Linked DNA regions of Homo sapiens: regions 2 and 3 are each linked to region 1. Evidence: chromatin loops called from intact Hi-C (ENCODE). Cell type or tissue: heart left ventricle. All regions are shown on one strand. Links, peaks and the distances in the headings refer to the core of each region. The heading gives the core; the rest is flanking DNA.

Evidence for each region. A loop is a pair of places that touch in the nucleus more often than their neighbours do. Peaks named below come from ENCODE experiments on the same cell type or tissue, not always from the same donor. Only the 100,000 strongest peaks of a DNase experiment are listed, where the experiment ranks them.
Region 2: it touches region 1 in a loop (9-fold over the local background); 60 of 110 quality-filtered maps call a loop at or near these places.
Region 3: it touches region 1 in a loop (2.5-fold over the local background); 11 of 110 quality-filtered maps call a loop at or near these places.

Annotation. Positions count from the first base shown.
Region 1 is chr12:93,976,022-93,982,072 of GRCh38, reverse strand. The region is part of intron 2 of LOC105369912 (a long non-coding RNA gene); the gene reads left to right. Among named protein-coding and RNA genes, the nearest start is that of PLXNC1, 170 kb to the left of the region's middle. RefSeq lists a silencer at 2,546-2,840. In heart left ventricle, for the core only: a CTCF peak has its summit at 2,679 (motif pointing right); no DNase peak of the experiment used is centred there.
Region 2 is chr12:93,764,174-93,770,224 of GRCh38, reverse strand. All of the region lies in intron 2 of CRADD (CARD and death domain containing adaptor protein), which reads right to left. Among named protein-coding and RNA genes, the nearest start is that of CRADD-AS1, 29 kb to the right of the region's middle. In heart left ventricle, for the core only: a CTCF peak has its summit at 2,832; no DNase peak of the experiment used is centred there; H3K27ac peaks cover 2,388 bases.
Region 3 is chr12:93,680,553-93,686,603 of GRCh38, reverse strand. All of the region lies in intron 2 of CRADD (CARD and death domain containing adaptor protein), which reads right to left. Among named protein-coding and RNA genes, the nearest start is that of CRADD, 6.2 kb to the right of the region's middle. In heart left ventricle, for the core only: no CTCF peak of the experiment used is centred there; a DNase peak (open chromatin) is centred at 3,483; H3K4me3 peaks cover 429 bases; H3K27ac peaks cover 4,000 bases.

The DNA.
Region 1 (6,051 bases), core at 891-4,890:
AAGGTTTGAAACACACAAAAAGCGTTCAGAGATAGAGCACTGTCAAAAGCCTAACTTTTGGAAAAAATTTTATAGGCTAAGGGTGATAAACAAGATCTATCTTCCATGCCAATTCTAATCGGTTGGTAGTGCCAACTGTGGGAAAGGATTCTAAAGCTTCATCTGCATTGAGCTGGAAAGAGTATCTTGATCAATTAGTGAAATGACCTTGAGCAAGGCAACATGCATTTGCTTATTGCTACCACTGCTGTGACAAATGGCCCACCCTTTAGAAATTTTTAAGTAGGAGAGTTTTTAAAAATGAGATCATTATTTTAAGGAGATTAATTTGTCTCTGCACAGGATGATTGAGAGGAGGACAAGATGTTTCCAGAGACACAAGTTAAAAGGCTCTTATTGTCTTGTTAAATGACAAAATGGCTAAACACAGCACCCAAAAGATGGGGAAAAAGATGACATAAGCTAGAGGAGCACTGTTCTCTGGGGAGTGAGGCTGAACTAATGTCAGTAGGAATTAGCTGGACCTGGGAAGGATGTCGCAGTGGCAGAAGCAGTGATTTCTTATACCTCCTGACAGGGGGCTAAGAAGGAAGAATGTTGGTTCCCCATCCCCAGTCCAATGCCAAATAGGCATCGGTATTGAGAGCAGCAGAAAACTATGTCCCATGCCACTTGCCAGAGGGGAGAGCTATCCTCTATCCTTTCCTGCTAAGCCCCCAGCAGGTGGAAGATGACCAGTGTGGACTCTGGGTTGGGGCTGGCAAAACCAAAGACTGATGAGTGTCTGTATCTGGATGTCGATCATTGTGAATATAGGAAGAAACGGATGGATAAAAATATTTTAGGAGGTAAAATAGAATTGATTAAAAGAATAAAATAAATAGGATTTTGTGAGTAACTAAAAAAGAATTAGGAAAAGTAGAAGTGACTCTACAGTTTCAGATATGGGAAAATGCGGAATGTAAGAGATTTACAGAGGAAGTTGAAGTGTGGCAGAGACTGCTAATTTTCTTTAATATCTGTCTTCTCTTTTCCCATAGAACCAGAACTGCAGACTTTTAGCTGAGCATATTACTTCTCAGAATAAAGATTGCATTTCCAGTCTTCCTTTCGGCTCAGTGCCTGTGTGTAAGTTCTTGCCTATAGGATATAAATAGAAGCAACATATGCAAGTTCAGGGTTGCGCCTTCCTCCTCCCTTTTTCCCCTTTCCACTGCCAAGGAGGCTTATGAAATGATGCTGCTGAGCCATCTTGAACCATATGGGCAAAAGCAACTCTCTAGAGATGGAACAGCAAGATCAAAGGATCCTGGTCACTGATGCTGCCATAGGAGCCCAGGACTGCTTACACGTGGGCTGTTACAGAGGTGTGGGCATCAGAGAGATCCTCTCTCTGTGCCAATTCTCTATTATCACAAGTCTTAGTTACAGCCTCACCTATATCCTAATTTCTACCAGGAGTGACTTTTATAAGAAAGGTATTAAAAAATTACATTAGGGCCAGGTGCAGTGGCTCATGCCTATAATCCCAGCACTTTGGGAGGCCAAGGCGGGTGGATCATGAGGTCAAGAGATCGAGAGCATCCTGGCCAACATGGTGAAACCCCATCTCTACTAAAAATATAAAAATTAGCTTGGCATGGTGGCACACACCTGTAGTTCCAGCTACTCGGGAGGCTGAGGCAGGAGAATCACTTGAACCCAGGAGGCGGAGGTTGCAGTGAGCTGAGATTGCGCCACTGCACTCTAGCCTGGCGACAGAGCAAGACTCCGTCTCAGAAAAAAAAAAAAAAAAAGGCCAGGTGCGGTGGCTCACGCCTGTAATCCCAGCACTCTGGGAGGCCGAGGCGGATGGAGCACGCGGTCACGAGATCGAGACCAGCCTGACCAACATGGTGAAACCCGTCTCTACTAAAAATACAAAAATTAGCTGGGCGTGGTGGCACGTGCCTGTAATCCCAGCTACTCGGGAGGCTGAGGCAGGAGAATTGCTTGAACCCAGGAAGTGGAGGTTGCAGTGAGCTGAGATCGCACCACTGCACTCCAGCCTGACAGGAGAATTGCTTGAACCCGGGAAGTGGAGGTTGCAGTGAGCTGAGATCGCACCACTGCACTCCAGCCTGGTGACGGAGCGAGACTCCATCTCAAAAAAAAAAAAAAAAAAAAAAAAATTATGTTGCATCTTCACCTATAACCTAAATTCTACCAGAAGTGTCTTTTATAAGAAAGATGTTACAAAATTACATGCCAGGGCCAGGTGTGGTAGCACCCATTATGTTCCCAGCTACTCAGGAGGCTGAAGCAGGAGGATCTCTTGAGCCCAGAAGTTAGAGGCTGCAGTAAGCTATGATTACACCACTGCACTCCAGCCTGGGTGACAGAGTAAGACTCCATCTCTAAAATAAATAAATAAAAATTACATGCCAGGATAATCAGGCATTTTGCAATGAGATGATTGAACTGCTCTATGTAATCCTCTCAGTAATCAGAAAAATGGAGGGGATGCTGGAAAACTAGAGACAACCAAAAGTAAGGAAGAAGTTTTTTTTTTTTCCTTTTTTTTTAGAGAAAGCAGGTGGGTCCTGACAATGAGAGATTGGTAAGCATGGAGGTGACCTGAGCCAGGTCGTAGACCAGAAAGATTCATGAGCATTTGGAACAAGAGATGGCAACCAGCAGGAGGCAACATAAGCTCAGAAAGACCAAATACAATTTTTTGTTTTGATTGTGACTGCAGACAGGTAAATCAAGATATGTCTGTGCACATAACATATCTGAATTTCCACCAGGCATTTAACAAAGTCTTTCTGAATTTGTTTCTGGAGAAAATGGAGGAGTCTGTAGTAGATGATAGCCTTGTTGGATGGATGCGTGTGTAACTGAGTGGATCTGCATCCACATGGGAGGAAAGTACTGGTAAGACAAAGTGCCAAAGAGGCCCCGCACTCAATCTCCATTAATACAAGTCTAGAGTGCATGGCAAGGAGAGAATTGGACTGATATACCCACCCAGCTGGAATCTATGTCCCATTCATAGTGCCTTGAAAAGAGACATTGACAGATTGCTACTTATCCAGAAGAGGGCAATCGGGGTAAATTAGAAATTAAAGAACTGATAAAGAATGGAAGGTATTTAGCCTGAAGACCTGAAGCCTTGGGAGGAGGGCTGGATGATGGCGACAGTCTTCAAGTATCTTCAGAATTATTCCTTTAGAATGTTCTATGTGGTTCCATTGGCTGCATGTTTTCCCCAAGGCTATAATATGAGTCAGTGGCAGACTGGAATTGGAACTTGGGTTTCAGAAGTGCTGGTTCTTGCAACATAGTGTTCCACTCCAGGCCCCTCCTGATAACAGGCTACTTGAGCATGATGTTTTGTTTCTGGCTTTTGGGTGATTTATGTTTTTGTGTGAATGCATTTTAGGCTCTGTTCAGAAGGCAAAGAGGGTTGGAAGAAGCTGAAGGTTAGAGACACATGTTTCCCACCTCCCCACTTCCTCCTGGGTCTCCTCTTCTCTTTCCTCTTGTGCTCCCTTCTCACCCACCCCCTCCACCCACAATGAATCCCCAATTTCTCTCACTTCATTATCTCAGCATCGTATTAGAAGAAAGAGCCGGGCGCGGTGGCTCACGCCTGTAATCCCAGCACTTTGGGAGGCCAAGGTGGGCGGATCACCTGAGGTCAGGAATTCAAGACCAGCCGGGCCAACATGGAGAAACCCCATCTGTACTAAAAATAAAAAAATTAGCTGGGTGTGGTGGCACATGCCTGTAATCCCAGCCACTTGGGATGATGAGGTAGGAGAATTGCTTGAACCCAGGAAGTGAAGGTTGCTGTGAGCTGAGATCACGCCACTGCACTCCAGCCTGGGCAACAAGAGCAAAACTCTGTCTCAAAAAAAAAAAAAAAAAACAAAAAAGAAGAAGAAGAAATATAACTAAACTAATTAAGAGGTGGTTTGGTAGTGGGTAAAAGAGCTCTAAAGTCTAGATTTGGGGTCAGATAACCTTGGTTTATAGTCTCTCTCTCTCTCTCACCAACTAACTGGGTGAATTTGGACCCAGTATTTAGTTTCTCTGAGCTCCAGTTTCTTCAAATAAGGGGATTTAAAATTCCTTTCTGGTTCTACAATTCTATGATAAAATATCAATTCAAGTGAATTCACATTTTTCAAGGGAAAATCCCCAAGTCCGTACCTGCAAGACCCTCTGGTCACCAGAGGTTCATATGCTATCCTCTGCCATGCACAGAGCTCTCCAGCCTCTTCTCTTCTCATTGTCTGGGTCCTCTTCTCCCATCTCCATCTGTCTAAATGTCATCATCATCCTCCAAGTTCAATGTAGAGATCTTCTCTGAAGTCCAAGAGCACTTGCTGTCTACAGCTTGACTAGTTGGACAAGGCCATGTCTTTTGGAGCAGGAAATGAGTGAGTTTGCCACTGCACTATCAAGAATTTTTTTCTTAGTAAATATTGATTGATTGCTAACATGAAATAGTCAATCTGTAATGGCAGGATTAAGAATTCAGCAACATAGCCTAGTATAATAATTATTTGAGAAGCCAACATATCCCTACATCCTCCTCAATTATGTATATAAGATTAGCCTTGGCAGCCCTGTATCCAGGTACGTGTATCAGAGTGCTTTTAACATCCCCAGAACAGTGGGAGAGACTCAGCTCTGTTCACCAAATCACCATTCAGCTTAACATTCACTGAGCACCAGCTTGGTGTCAGGCACTGTGCTAAGTGCTTTACACAAATCATCCCACGTGACCCTCACAATCACTGCATGAGATAGTGAGTGTTATTGTCCCTGCTTTATAGATGAAGAAACAAAAGTTCAGAGGAGTTAAATAACTTGCCCAAGGTCACTAACTACCTTGAGTACTCAAAGCAGTTAGTGACCTTAGTTACTCATAGTAATTGAATATGATTAGTTACAGTAGTTGAAGGCAAGAACCAAATCCGGGCTGTCTGATGCTAGAAACTGAGTCTTACCTAAGGCACCAGACAGCTCCTTACAGTAGGCACACAGACTTCTCCCTCCTGTGGCCTGGAGTCCGGGAAGAGAAACGGGTTGGCAAATAGGTCGTCTGAATACCTCCAGATAGTGTAAGAGTAGGCACAAGATGGGCCAAGGGAAGGCTTGGCCAAGGTAGGCCAAGGGATAGTATAAGGGTAAGCACACAGCAGGGCCAAGGGAAGCCTCCTGAGAAGAACTGGTATCTATATGGAGTTTCCCAAAATGACCCAAGTAAGCCAGAAGAAGCAAGGTGTTCTCCAAGCAAAGGAAACAGCAGAAGCCAAGAAGCAACTGATAAGAGGGGAGAACATGGCTTGTTTATATCAATGCAAGCAGTTTAGCATGACTGCAGGACAGAGGGTAGGGAGAGGAGTAAGGCTGGGGCGGTAGACAGGGGTCATAGTAAAAATGGCCTCATATGCTCATGTAAGACATTTGGGCTTTGTGTGAGAGTAGTGGTGGCCACTGAAGGACTTTAAGCAGAAAAATGATATGATCGATTTCTGCATTAGAAAGATCATTAAGTTTGCTGTGTAGAAAAATGGATGTAGCAGCCACCTTCTTCCTTCCTAACAGAACTCCCAGCTTGTTTAGAAATCCCCCTCTTCTGGGTGGCCAAATGCATTAGGGGGGTTTCCTTGAGGGCTTCTAGAAAGGTTTCCTCCTGTATAAGTGAAGCACACAAGAAGAGATGGACTTTTCTACCTCTGGACTTTGTAGAGACCGGATATGACACCAGGAATGGATGTGGTTATCAATCTACCAGCCTGATGAAGTTACCACATGGGTGAGTTTAAGGTTAAGAGGTGCAGAAAGAAGTAGGGCCAGAGCCTTGGTGGGCTGTTCTGGAGCCTGCCCCTACGAGGAACCTGTGGTTATGTGCAACAGCAAGCCAATTTTAGTCACAGTTTTCTCATAGCCAACAGCATCCTGACTGACATTTCAGTCAGGCCAGAGGCAGGGGGACTGGTGAGGCAGCCATTGTGGTAATCCAAGCAAATAGGATGGTGAATTGGCCTCAGGCAG
Region 2 (6,051 bases), core at 1,316-5,315, 210 kb after region 1:
ACTCGGGAGGCTGAGGCAGGAGAATGGCGTGAACCCGGGAGGCGGAGCTTGCAGTGAGCCGAGATTGCGCCACTGCACTCCCACCTGGGCCACAGAGCGAGACTCCGTCTCAAAAAAAAAAAAAAAAAGATAACATAGGAGGATATCTTCATGACCTTCGGCATAAGTGAAGATTCTTGAACAAGCCTCAAAAAGTACTAACAACAAAGAGAAAGATTGGTAAGTTGGACAACATTAAAATTGGGAAGCTCCATTAACCCTACTAAGAGAGCAATAAAGGCAAGCCACAGAGTGGAAGAAGACATTGCTGACACATATAACCAACAAAGGAACTTACATCTAGAATATATAAGTACAAATAAATGAGAAAATGTCTGACAGTTCTATGGAAAAGTAGGCAAGAGACAAATACTAAACAAATACTTCAACATGCCCACCCAAAAGACATCCAAATGGTCAATAAACATATGAAAATGTGCTCATTAGCCAACAGGAAAATGCAAATTAAAATCACAAGAGACTATAACAAGCCTACCAGTTTGGATAAAACCAGTTAAGACAGACCAAACCAAGTGTTGCCAAAGATAAGGAACAACAGTAACTCACATAAATTGATGATGGGATTGTAGATTTGTGCAACCACTTTCACAGTATTCCCTAAAGCTGAACATACACATATCCTATCACCTGCCAATTCCATTCCTAAGGCATATAAACAAATGAACAACTTTAAAACTGCACACGTATGCCAAAAGACATGTACAAGAATGTTCATAGCAACATTTTTCATAATAGCCCGCAACTGGAAACAACCCCAATGGCCATCAACAATAGAATGGTGGGCCAAGAGTGGTGGCTCATGCCTTTAATCTCAGCATTTTGGGAGGGCGGGGCGAGTGGATCACTTGAGCCCAGAAGTTCGAAACTAGCCTGGGCAACGTGGAGAAACCCCACCTCTACAAAAAATGCAAAAATAATAGCCAGGCATGGTGACGCATACCTGTAGTCCCAGCTACTCAGGCGGCTAACTTGGGGGAGGATCACTTGAACCTGGGAGGTGGGATTGCAGTGAGCTGAGATTGTGCCACTGCACTCCAGCTTTGGCAACAGAGTAAGACCCTGTCTCCAAAAAAAAAAATAAATAAAGTATATAACAAAAACAACAGAATGAGTAAATATTATGGTATCTTCTTTCACATGAAATAATAAACTGCAATGAGAATGAATAAACAAATAATACATGTGAAAAACATGGATGAATCTCACAAACAAATATTGAGTAAAGTAAGTAAAAAAATCAAAAACTACAGACATTTCATTTACGTAAAGTTCCAAAACAAACATTATAATGTTAGATTCAAAGTAGCTATTATCTCTGGTGGGGAGGAGGAGGCCATGGGAGGCTTCTGGGGGTACTGGGAATATTGTTGCTTGACCTAAGTAGAGGGCAGTAAATGGATGTGTTCACTTTGTGATCATAAACTGAGTTGTACACTTAGGATCTGTGTACTTTTCTGCATGTACGTTATATTGCCAGAAAATGTTTTAATCCATATTTATTGGCTTGAAAACATGTTCATGATATATTACATGAAAAAAGCTGCTTAGCAAATTATGTTATTCTTTTTTGAGATATATAGAGTAGAAGCATTCTTATCTAACACATTTAGGATCAGAAGTTAATTGCTTAATTTCAAAAGCTAGTGAAAGTGAGGATTCATAAAAAAAAAAAAACCACCTGCTGCCTAAAACATTTTATTTTAACTTTAACACTGAGGACTTGAGTATTTGCTGGCTAGAATTCCACATAATCTTTCCTGCATAAATCATATCCATAATCCATCTTCTTCTCTATTTTCAGTTTCAATTTCTTTAACATGAAACAAAAATTTAAATACACTTGTGAAGCAATATGAATGTTGAATCCTTTGTGACTTTTAACATTTATTTTCAAATCTTTCAGTTGTTCCACCTACTCTGAATTCTAGAGCAATTGTTTTAGAGATTTGTTTTTATCACATTTTGCTAAAGCATTCAACCTAATTTTAGTGGCAACAACTCTATTTTTATACTCATATTTCATTGGTTTACGTAATATCTAATTAGATTACAGAATTACAGTAAGTTCGATTGGCATAAACAGTACTAAGAAAAAAACAAATGGCTCTTAGTGAGCACACAACTTTGGTTCTAAGAAGGAGAAATTTATTAGCAGAATGCATTAAGCCTTAAGAGTGTTTCCAATGTATATACTTAATTCTTTGCAAAAGAAACAAGGAAAGATATACTCCAAAATGTCAATACTGGTTTATCTTAATTGAAGGAGTTTTTGGTGGTGTTGAATTGAATTTGCTTGTGTGTATTTCTTCAGAAGACTTGTATTGATTGCATTTAAAATACATCTTTTCAGGTCATAAGAAGCTTACAGCATTCTGTGGTATACTGCTGAAGAGTGGTGGTGGTTGGAGGAAGCAGATGGCATGAACCCTGCCTTCCTCTAAGAGGGTGTGAAATGTGATGATTCAGGCTTTTAAATTAAATGCATAAAGATTCAAACCCCAGCTCTGCCATTTACTAGGTGTACATCCTTGGGTGTGTCTCTCCTCTAAAACTTAGGTTTCTCATCTGTAAAATGGGGATAATGCCACCTACTGCAAACAGTTGCTGTGAAAATTAATGTGATAATTTAGGATCCAAAGCCCTAAACACAGGACCTGACACACAATAAACCTCAATGAATGTTAGCTTAAAAAACGACAAGAGTATCTAATAGAGGACACAGAATAAATGTATACATGATATAACCAAATAAATGCAAAGCATCACAGCACAGCCTACTGGCAACTGAGGAAACACAAAGTGAAACAAGGGACCTGAGAGAAACGAGGCCAACCAGGGAAGGCGTTTATCCAATAGAAGAAGTGGCTCCAATTAAGGCTTAAAGGAAGTGAAGAATAGAAATGAACAGTTTAATATTTCAACCAATCTCTGGAAGGAGGAGGATACGAACAAATCATAAATAAATTTGTTAATATCACTTGCACATGGCTGGAGCTTGGAACATGCAGAAAAACATGCAGAAACCAGATCCTTTGTGAATGTGAGATTTATTATTTTAGAAAGCACAGGCAATGGGCTTTTTCCCTAGAACCAGACAGAAAGGACAAGGCCCGAGGGTCTGGTTGGGTACATGTGAGAGGGAGAACATCCTGGAAATGTGTCCACACCCACTTGAGTATCTGTTTCTTGAAACCACGAGTCCTTGGCACACACATTTCTATTCTAAGTTAGGCCAGCTATCTCTTGAGAGTCCCTATAGGAAAGTTTCATTCCTTTAATCAACACATCTTCTTCTACAGTGTTCTGGGCACTGTTCTAGGCACTAGGAATAGAAGGTTGAATAAACAAGCTCAGTGCCCTCAAGGAGCTTACATTCCAAATAGAAAGTCTGACTCTTTATCTTCCAGCAAAGGATGGTTGATGCCATTAATACTAAAACCATCTGTCTTCTGAAATGGGTGCAGTGCTCAAGAAAGAGAAGCAATCGACCAATCACGAGGACCAGTTTCACCTTGAAGTTAATTTTAACCTCTACTGAAGGTCAAATGAAAGCTAGAGAAAAGCATTAGGAGCACTGCCAATTCAGTAAAGGGACTGCAGGGCATAGCCAGAGAAAAATCCCAGTGTGGCCAGAGGAAGCTTGAAAAGTTCAAATCAGATAACACAGCTCAAAGGGCAACTCCAAAAAAGTACACTGTGACAGGTGACAATTGGAAGTCTATTAGCTTTTGTTTCAATCAGAAAAAGCAGTATCTTTAATTACTTTAAGTATTCCATTATTACATTCTCATCACTAAAGGACTGCACATTTTTGGCTAAATAAGGTGTAGTAAAAGACATTGCAATGGGGCAGGGAGGGCCAAAGAAGACACTGCATGGTGGCACAGCCTGTCTGCTAAGCTAAATCCCAGAATCTTAAGATTCACTAAGGAACGCTTGGGGAGAAAGAGTCTCAAAAATAACCAGAGACTTAGTAACTTGACTGGTGTAAGCTGTCAGAGGATGAACGATGACAAGTAGAACAGGCAGGCGTTTTGAGTTTTCCATATTTACCAGCTATATCTCAAAAATAAGATTTCTTGTAGAATGCTTTCCCTTCAAATATGAATAATTTAAAGAGCTAAACAAATGTTCCTCAGAAGGCAATAAACTACCTTTTTAAGGAATGTCAATTTCAATCACTTTCAAAATGCTTCTGTTAGCGGTTCTTAAATTATGCCTCCCAGGATTACTGGTTGGAGTTCCTCAATCTGGATCAAGGTATTCTGCTAAAATCATACATGACAGTCTTTTACTAATTCACAGAAAAAAAAAAACTTAATAAAACATTCTCAGCTTTAGTATTTTTCCCTTAGTTTTTTTCTAAAACCTGTGGCACTAACTAATGCCTTTCCAAAGAATGCTAACAGAAGACATGAGAACAAAGAACAAATAAATTTTACTAGGAAAAAAAAATGAGAAATAGCCTATCGTGCTCAGTCTAGCATCTTGTTACCATCCACAGGTGTGACTGGAGTTGTGCTTTTAATATTGCAAACTCTAACTCAATCCTAGGAGGGCGCACCCAGGAGCCGGTTCATGCCCTCTCACCCTCAATAAAGAGGCTTACCTTCTCCCCACACAGCTGCATTGTGGATACCATTGTAATGCATGGGGAATATTACTGATTATTGGGAAAAATTACAGCTCCAGGAAACAGATGACCTCAGGTACACTTTGTGAATCTGTTTTGGCACCTATAAAATGCTTACTTCACAGAGAGCTGCGTGGATCCCGCACTCTAAAGAGCAGTGTAAACTGCCAAGTGCTATGCAAATGTACACCATCATCATTATTATTATTACTATTAATATGATTTACTAAAACTTCCTTGTAAAAACAAAAAACCAGTAACTCCCCCTTGACCTCTCTCTGAATAACTCTTCCAAAAGCCCTTTACTCTCTGAGCTGCAGGCAACTCGTGATAAAATAATGTTTCTCTGCAGGCATAACAAATGCATCAATCTATTCATTAATAATGTCAAAAATATTGAGTCTTTTTTGCTCTCTGGAATGGACCTAGACTACATGTTACGTTTCTGATGTATAACCATGCTCAAGATTTTAAATTTCCATTCAGCCATATCTCAACCACTTTCCTAATAAGAAAAAAAAAAAATTCAGAGTTTCTGAATTGGAGAAATTTAATTATCTCGAGTTCATTCCTCCATGGGATTTTTTTCCCCAAATAATTCAAAACTGGATAGATGCCTTTCATTTATATAAAGAGGATACAGAGGTATTTATCCTCTTTACCACACTCATAGAAAGTTAAGTCCTATAATTCCTCCTTACAGAAAAATGTATCACAAAAAAAAATTAGGAGAGAAAAAATGAATTTTTATATATTTCTATGAAAGTAATTCCACTCCCTGTAGACAAAAAAAAAAAACCAAAAATATGATTACTAAATACCACAAAGCGTTCCACAATTTGGAAGAAAACTGTCATAAGGATACCACCATCTCTTCCCTAGCAGGAAGGTCAATTTCCAGAGCAATTGAGACTCTTAAACCCTCCCCCACCCATGAAACATGTAAAAGAAAGAAAAACCTAGAAAGAGCATGAAGAAATGTATCTGAAACTTCGAGATGACTTTATTGTATTAAAATCTATCAATAAGAGGACTAAGAAATCATCCTCTGTATACCCTTTGTCAACCAAAAAGCGCCACCAACCAACCAGCTGCACAAACAAGAAATGTTGAAGTTACCCTAAAGTCCTCCTTCTCTCTCATCTCCCACATCAAGCCCTGTTCTCTTGTATCCCTAAACATTTCTAGAATTCTCCCCCTTCCCTCCAGCAACTCTGCCATGGCCACCTCTCACCAGGGTTAGTGCGATAGCCTCCAAACAGGTCTCCCTGCCCCTAGTCTTGTCACTTCCAATTCACTGCTCACAGAGCAGCCAGAGTGATCGTTCTTAAGCAAAAAAAAAAAAAAAAAAGTTGATC
Region 3 (6,051 bases), core at 1,316-5,315, 300 kb after region 1:
GTAAATGTGTTTAAAATTTAGAGAACTTACGAATTTTGAAATTCTAGTTAATTTAACTAATTCCTATCACTGGGCATAAATTGAAAGAGCAAAACTGTGAAGCATCATGAAAACAGCTCTATCTACTATCTATACTAGAACTGGAGCCTTCCTGCTTTAACTATGCCAGCCAGGTGATGGCTCCTCCCCCAAATGCCTGTCTTTCTTTTTAAATTAAAAAAATATATGATGAAAAGCAACTTTTGGCCACATCCTCACACCATTATTATTTTCTTTTCTTTTTTTTTTTTTTTTTTTTTGGGGGGGATGGAGTCTCACTCTGTTGCCCAGGCTGGAGTGCAGTGGCACAATCTCGGCTCACTGCAACCTCCACCTCCTGAGTTCAAGCAATTCTCCTGCCTCAGCCTCCTGACTAGCTAGGATTACAGGTGCCTGCCACCACACCCGGTTAATTTTTTGTATTTTTAGTAAAAATGGGGTTTCACCATGTTGGCCAGGCTGGTCTCAAACTCCTGACCTCAAGTGATTCACCCGCCTCAGCCTCCCAAAGTGTAGGGATTACAGGCATGAGCCACTACACCCAACCATTATTTCCGTTGGTTTTGTTTTTTAGACGAAGTTTCGCTCTTGTCCCCCAGGCTGGAGTGCAATGGCGCGATCTCAGCTCACTACAACCTCCACCTGCCAGGTTCAAGCGATTCTCCTGCCTCAGCCTCCCAAGTAGCTGGGATTCCAGGCGCCTGCCACCACGCCTGGCTAATTTTTGTATTTTAAGTAGAGATGGGGGTTTCACCATGTTGGCCAGGCTGGTCTCAAACTCCTGACCTCAGGTGATCTGCCCGCCTCGGCCTCCCAAAATGCTGGGATCACAGGAGTGAGCCACTGTGCCTGGCCTATTTTTTTATAGTCTCCTTTATGTTGACACATTTCTACTTAAATGTAAGTAATGGTTTTTTCCTAAATAATTTGGTATACTTTCAATCTTATTTCCTATTCAATATTCCTATGAACATTTTTCTTTTTATTTTTGGTTGATACATAAAAATTGTATATATTTATGGGATACAGGGTAACATTTCAATACATGCATACAATGTGTAATGATCAAATAAGGGCAATCAGTATATCCATCATGTCAAACATTTATTCTTTCTTTGTGCTGGGAATATTCAAAATCCTCTCTTCTAGCATTTTGAAAACACATAATAAATTCCTGTTAACCATATTCACCCTACAGTGCTAGGACATTAGAACTTATTCCACCCATCTAGCTGTAATTTTGTATCCATTAACCAACCTCCCCATCCCTGCCTCCCTCATACCCTTCCCAGTCCCTAATAACCACAATTCTAGTCTCTAAAAGTCATGTATTTTTAAAAGGAACTTCGTAAATAGAAAAGTTTTGCTTGCCATAAATGGAAGGAACCCATTAAGTTGACACAAAAAAAGCAATACAACTAGATTCTAGCTAAATACTGTTGCCCACAGAAGGCTTTAAGCATGAGGACCTCCTATCATTCTTACCGAACTGAAACAGAAATAGAAAGGAAATAACTTTCTCATCATGTAATTCAATATTACTTAATCCCACATCCACGTATCAACTAAAGTCATGCTACGAGCCACACAAGATCACGGCTGCACACACATCTCACATGTTGAGAGCAAAACAAAAGGTAGCCACTGAGCCTCTGCTGATGTGGAATGTGATTCATCCCAGGGAGGAAGGTGTCTTATTAGCCACATTGTCACCTGTGGCTCCCACTTGACTTCCTGTGTATTTGTGGTCCCCTCTATCTGAAAGCTCTCCTCCCTGTATCAACTCTGCAGCCAAACTCAGTTCTCTGCTCAGTGTCCCCTCATCAGAGAGGCTTTCCCTGACCACCCCCACCACCACACATACCGCTTCTCTTCATAGCGCTCTTCACCACCAAATGTTATTTATTCATTTGCTTATTATCTGTCCCTGCCCTTATCCCCTCCCTCTACTAGAATACATTGAACTCCATGAAAATAAGGGCTTTGTTTTGTTTACTGTTATATCTCCAGCACCTACTGTCTTGCACAGGGGTCCCCAACTCCCATACCGGTCCGTGGCCTATTAGGAACCGGATCGCAGAGCAGGAGGTAAGTGGCAGGCAAGCGAGGATTACCACCTGAGCTCCTCCTCCTATTGGATCAGCAGTGGCATTAGACTCTCATAGGAGCATGAACCTATTGTGAACTGCACATGCCAGAGATCGAGGTCGCGCACTCCTTATGAGAATCTAATGCCTGGTAATAATCTAAGGTGGAACAGTTTCATCCCGAAACCATCATTCCCCCCAACTCTCCCGTTGGTTGAAAAATTGTCTTCCACAAAACCAGTCTCTGACGCCAAAAAGGCTGGGGACCTCTGGTTTAGCACATGGTCAAGACTCAGCAAATATTTGCTGGATGAACGCATGAATGCCCTCAACTGATCTGGAGATCCTCCATTTGTCTTTATATACCCAGTACCTGGCATTCAGTAGGTCCTTAGGAAGTATATGAAAATCGGGCTGGGTATACACAGAAACCTGGGCCCTCTGCAGACTCTCCCTTTACCGAGGGAAGGGTCTTGCTATGGATACTGACCCACTGTTCTCACTCTAGCACACAGGACGCCACTAGGCAAACACTACTCAGTCACAGTGGAAGCACATGGATAGACTGCAAGCTAGATACACTGAGACCAACACTGAACTTACATGCAGAGCAAGGTCAATTACGTGGTATGATTGGAGGAACCTATGAAAAGAATCCCAAGCTAGAAACCTCTCTAATAAACCCATCACAATATCTAAAATATCTGCCATTAAGAGCTCAGTGACTTTAGATGCATCCAAGTATGCAACTCAGAGCTAGAATGTATCTCAGGAGGGCGGCAGGTGTGGTTCTGTGTTGTCACTCAAGGCTGGCGCCACAAGGGGCAGGCAGAGCCCTTGAGCCCACAGGTAGAGGGGAAATGGACTAGCCAGTCCTGCGCACTGCTGTTGTAAGAGCAGCCAGGGAGTCCAGGGCACAGAGTCTATGGGGAGGACAAGATCAAGCCCAGAGAAGGTTGAAGCAAGTGTCAGCTTAGGGACAGCCATTCCAACAGGCTCAAGAGTTGAGACATCCAATGCTGATGCCGGAGGCACCGAGCTGTGTTCCCAGAGCTCTGTTCTTCACTCTCGCCATGGCTAAGAATACATAAAGCATGAATCAAACCAACGGAGGAGAGAAAAACAAAAACACTCCCAAGCTTAAAGGAAGACTGGGGCAAAAGGCAGAGAATCATGGCAGACACCCAGACCCACAGCCAGGGCCAACACAGTGGAACAGGGAGGGGGTCCTGTGGCCCAGGAGTCACTCCCACCGTGATTTACGCTGAGTCCCACCAGATGGGGAGGCTGGGCTGCCATCAACCTCCTTTCCAGATCCAGATTAGCTCAGGCACTGGAGGGAGCCTGTCAGTGCCGACAGGCCCCATGAGCAGTGAGAAGCCAGGCAGGCAGGCACAGGCTGCCTTCACCCAGACACGGCACTGTCCCTATCTCCTAAATGACCTGACAGGAGCCCAGAGAGGATTTCCAGCTGATCTAATGTCTAGTATGTGACCTTGGCCAGAGAGACAAACCATGAAGTGTTCTCTCCACGGTGCCAAGGTGGATTAAGTCATTTTATCACCAGAATTCCTCTTTTAAAAGGTAAGAGTCCTTACAGGGTGAGAAAAACACAAAACCAATGATCCATTAACAACTTTAACAACTTAAACCTTTTTTTTTTTCCTAACAGAGATTGGGAGACTAGTCACAGAGGCAGATTCTGAGAGAATCAAAAGGTTTAGGGTGTTTTTGTATGTTTTGAGATTTGATGGGGGTGGCGTTCAGAAGAGTAGAGAAGAACAAGATACAGCTCAATTCTCTAAACAAATTACATCCAGCACATAAGTAAAAAGCAACTAACCAGGAACAATCACCAAAATAAAGCCTCTGAGACAGCTCAAAATTTACAAGTGAAACAACGAAAATTAAAACAACAAACCAATAAAGGGGAAACCAAGCATCTCTGGGAAGACCAACACAAGAAAACCTTAATAAGATAAAATCAGTTCATTCTTAGAGAAGGATCAACGTCTTGGCTAAAAAAGAAGGCCATTCCTTCCCATTTGTTCTCAAGGCCTCCCAAGAGACTACTGAATCCATACAAATTAATTAATAAGTATGATCAAAATGAGGAAAAGGTAGGAAGAGTTTAATGTGTACATACATTAAGAGGTTAATGTGTACACACATTCTCCTATAGTCTAGATCCTCAAAACTCAAAGATATCTTTACAAAAATTTAAGTGGACTATTTTAAATCTTACTAAAATTACTCAATTACAACACTGGAGAAGCACCGAGGTCTTAGGCAGTAGGTTCTGGATTTCTTTTTTATAGGGACGTTAAATTGAAGGGATTTCAACTCTGATACTCTTCCCAGGATTTACAAAATAACAAAACCTAGGTTTCCAATTCAGTAAATCCCAATTTAATTTTAGAATTAAAATATTGCCACCAATTAAATTACTTTAAACATGTAAAAAATATTTTAAGTTCTGAAACAAGAGAAGGTGTTAACTATCAAGTTTAAATGCATAATTTCTTCCATTACTTCCACCCTTTCCTTCCCACACACACAAAAAACATATATATCTCTCTCTATATACATATATACATATACACACACACACACCTCTAGAACTTACGGTATACAGGATTTTCAAAAACATATGAAGATTTTAAAAGTGATTTTTAGGAGATAGGAAACTATAAAGTGAAGAAGTGAATGAATGATAAACCCCCAATTCAGGGCTTTTCACTGCGTGGGGGTTGGGAATGAGACAAGATTGGGAAGGAGTGCCCGGGGTTTTTAAAGGCAATCGTAATATTATTTTTCTTAAACTGAGTGATGAGGAGACGGGTGTTCGCTGTACCATTATTCTCCATATCTTACTTATATTTTGTAATATTATTTAAAATAGTCAATATTTAATAAATACAAGTCTTTTTTAAAAGAGTTTATGTGATTGTCACCGTGGAAGGTATTCAAAGACATATATAAATCAAACCCTCACTTCAGAATGTTTTTTTCAATAGCAGTGTTACTCAGTAAAAAGTAAAACAATTAAGATGACTGTACGAATTTGTTCCAGAGCCAACCTTCTACAGAATTAACAAATCTTGAGAAAAACCTTATTTTTCTAAACTTCTACACAGATATGCTCAATTTTTTTCCCATTATGTACTGCTTCATTCTGTTTGCTTTTTTAAAAAGCTATTTTTCCTCAGCTTCTCTGTAACTCTCATCATTTTGTAAAAAATGCCTTAATTCTTTCTAACTCTCTGAATGAATCTGAAGAAATAATGGGGTTATGGCCGAGCATGGTGGCTCACGCCTGTAATCCCAGCACTTTGGGAGGCCGAGGTGGGCGGATCACCTGAGGTCGGGAGTTTAAGACCAGCCTGACCAACATGGAGAAACCCCATCTCTACTAAAAATACAAAATTAGCCGAGCATGGTGGCACATGCCTGTAATCCCAGCTACTCGGGAGGCTGAGGCAGAAGAATTGCTTAAACCCGGGAGGCAGAGGTTGCAGAGAGCCGAGATCGCGCCATTGCACTCCAGCCTGGGCAACAAGAGTGAAACTCCGTCTCAAAAAAAAAAAAATGGTATTATACCTCTACGAATGACATACAACAGCATGATCTGTATCACCCAAAATGACCATAAAATTAAATTCAGTATTTTGATAGTGAAAGGCTTTCAGTTCACCTGTTTTGTTGTTTCCAACTATATGATGCCAGCAGAAACCTCTAAGTCAAATATCAGGAAAACACCAATAATTTTTTAACATTTCTCCAACTCTATGTTATCTATTCTGCTTTCAATAAAGTCATAAAAACATCTAGATACATTTTGTTCAGACATGTGGAGTATTTAATTTTGTAAGGACAATCCAAGCAGTGAATTCCAGTGGTCCTCAAAAGCCAGCTATGTCTAATA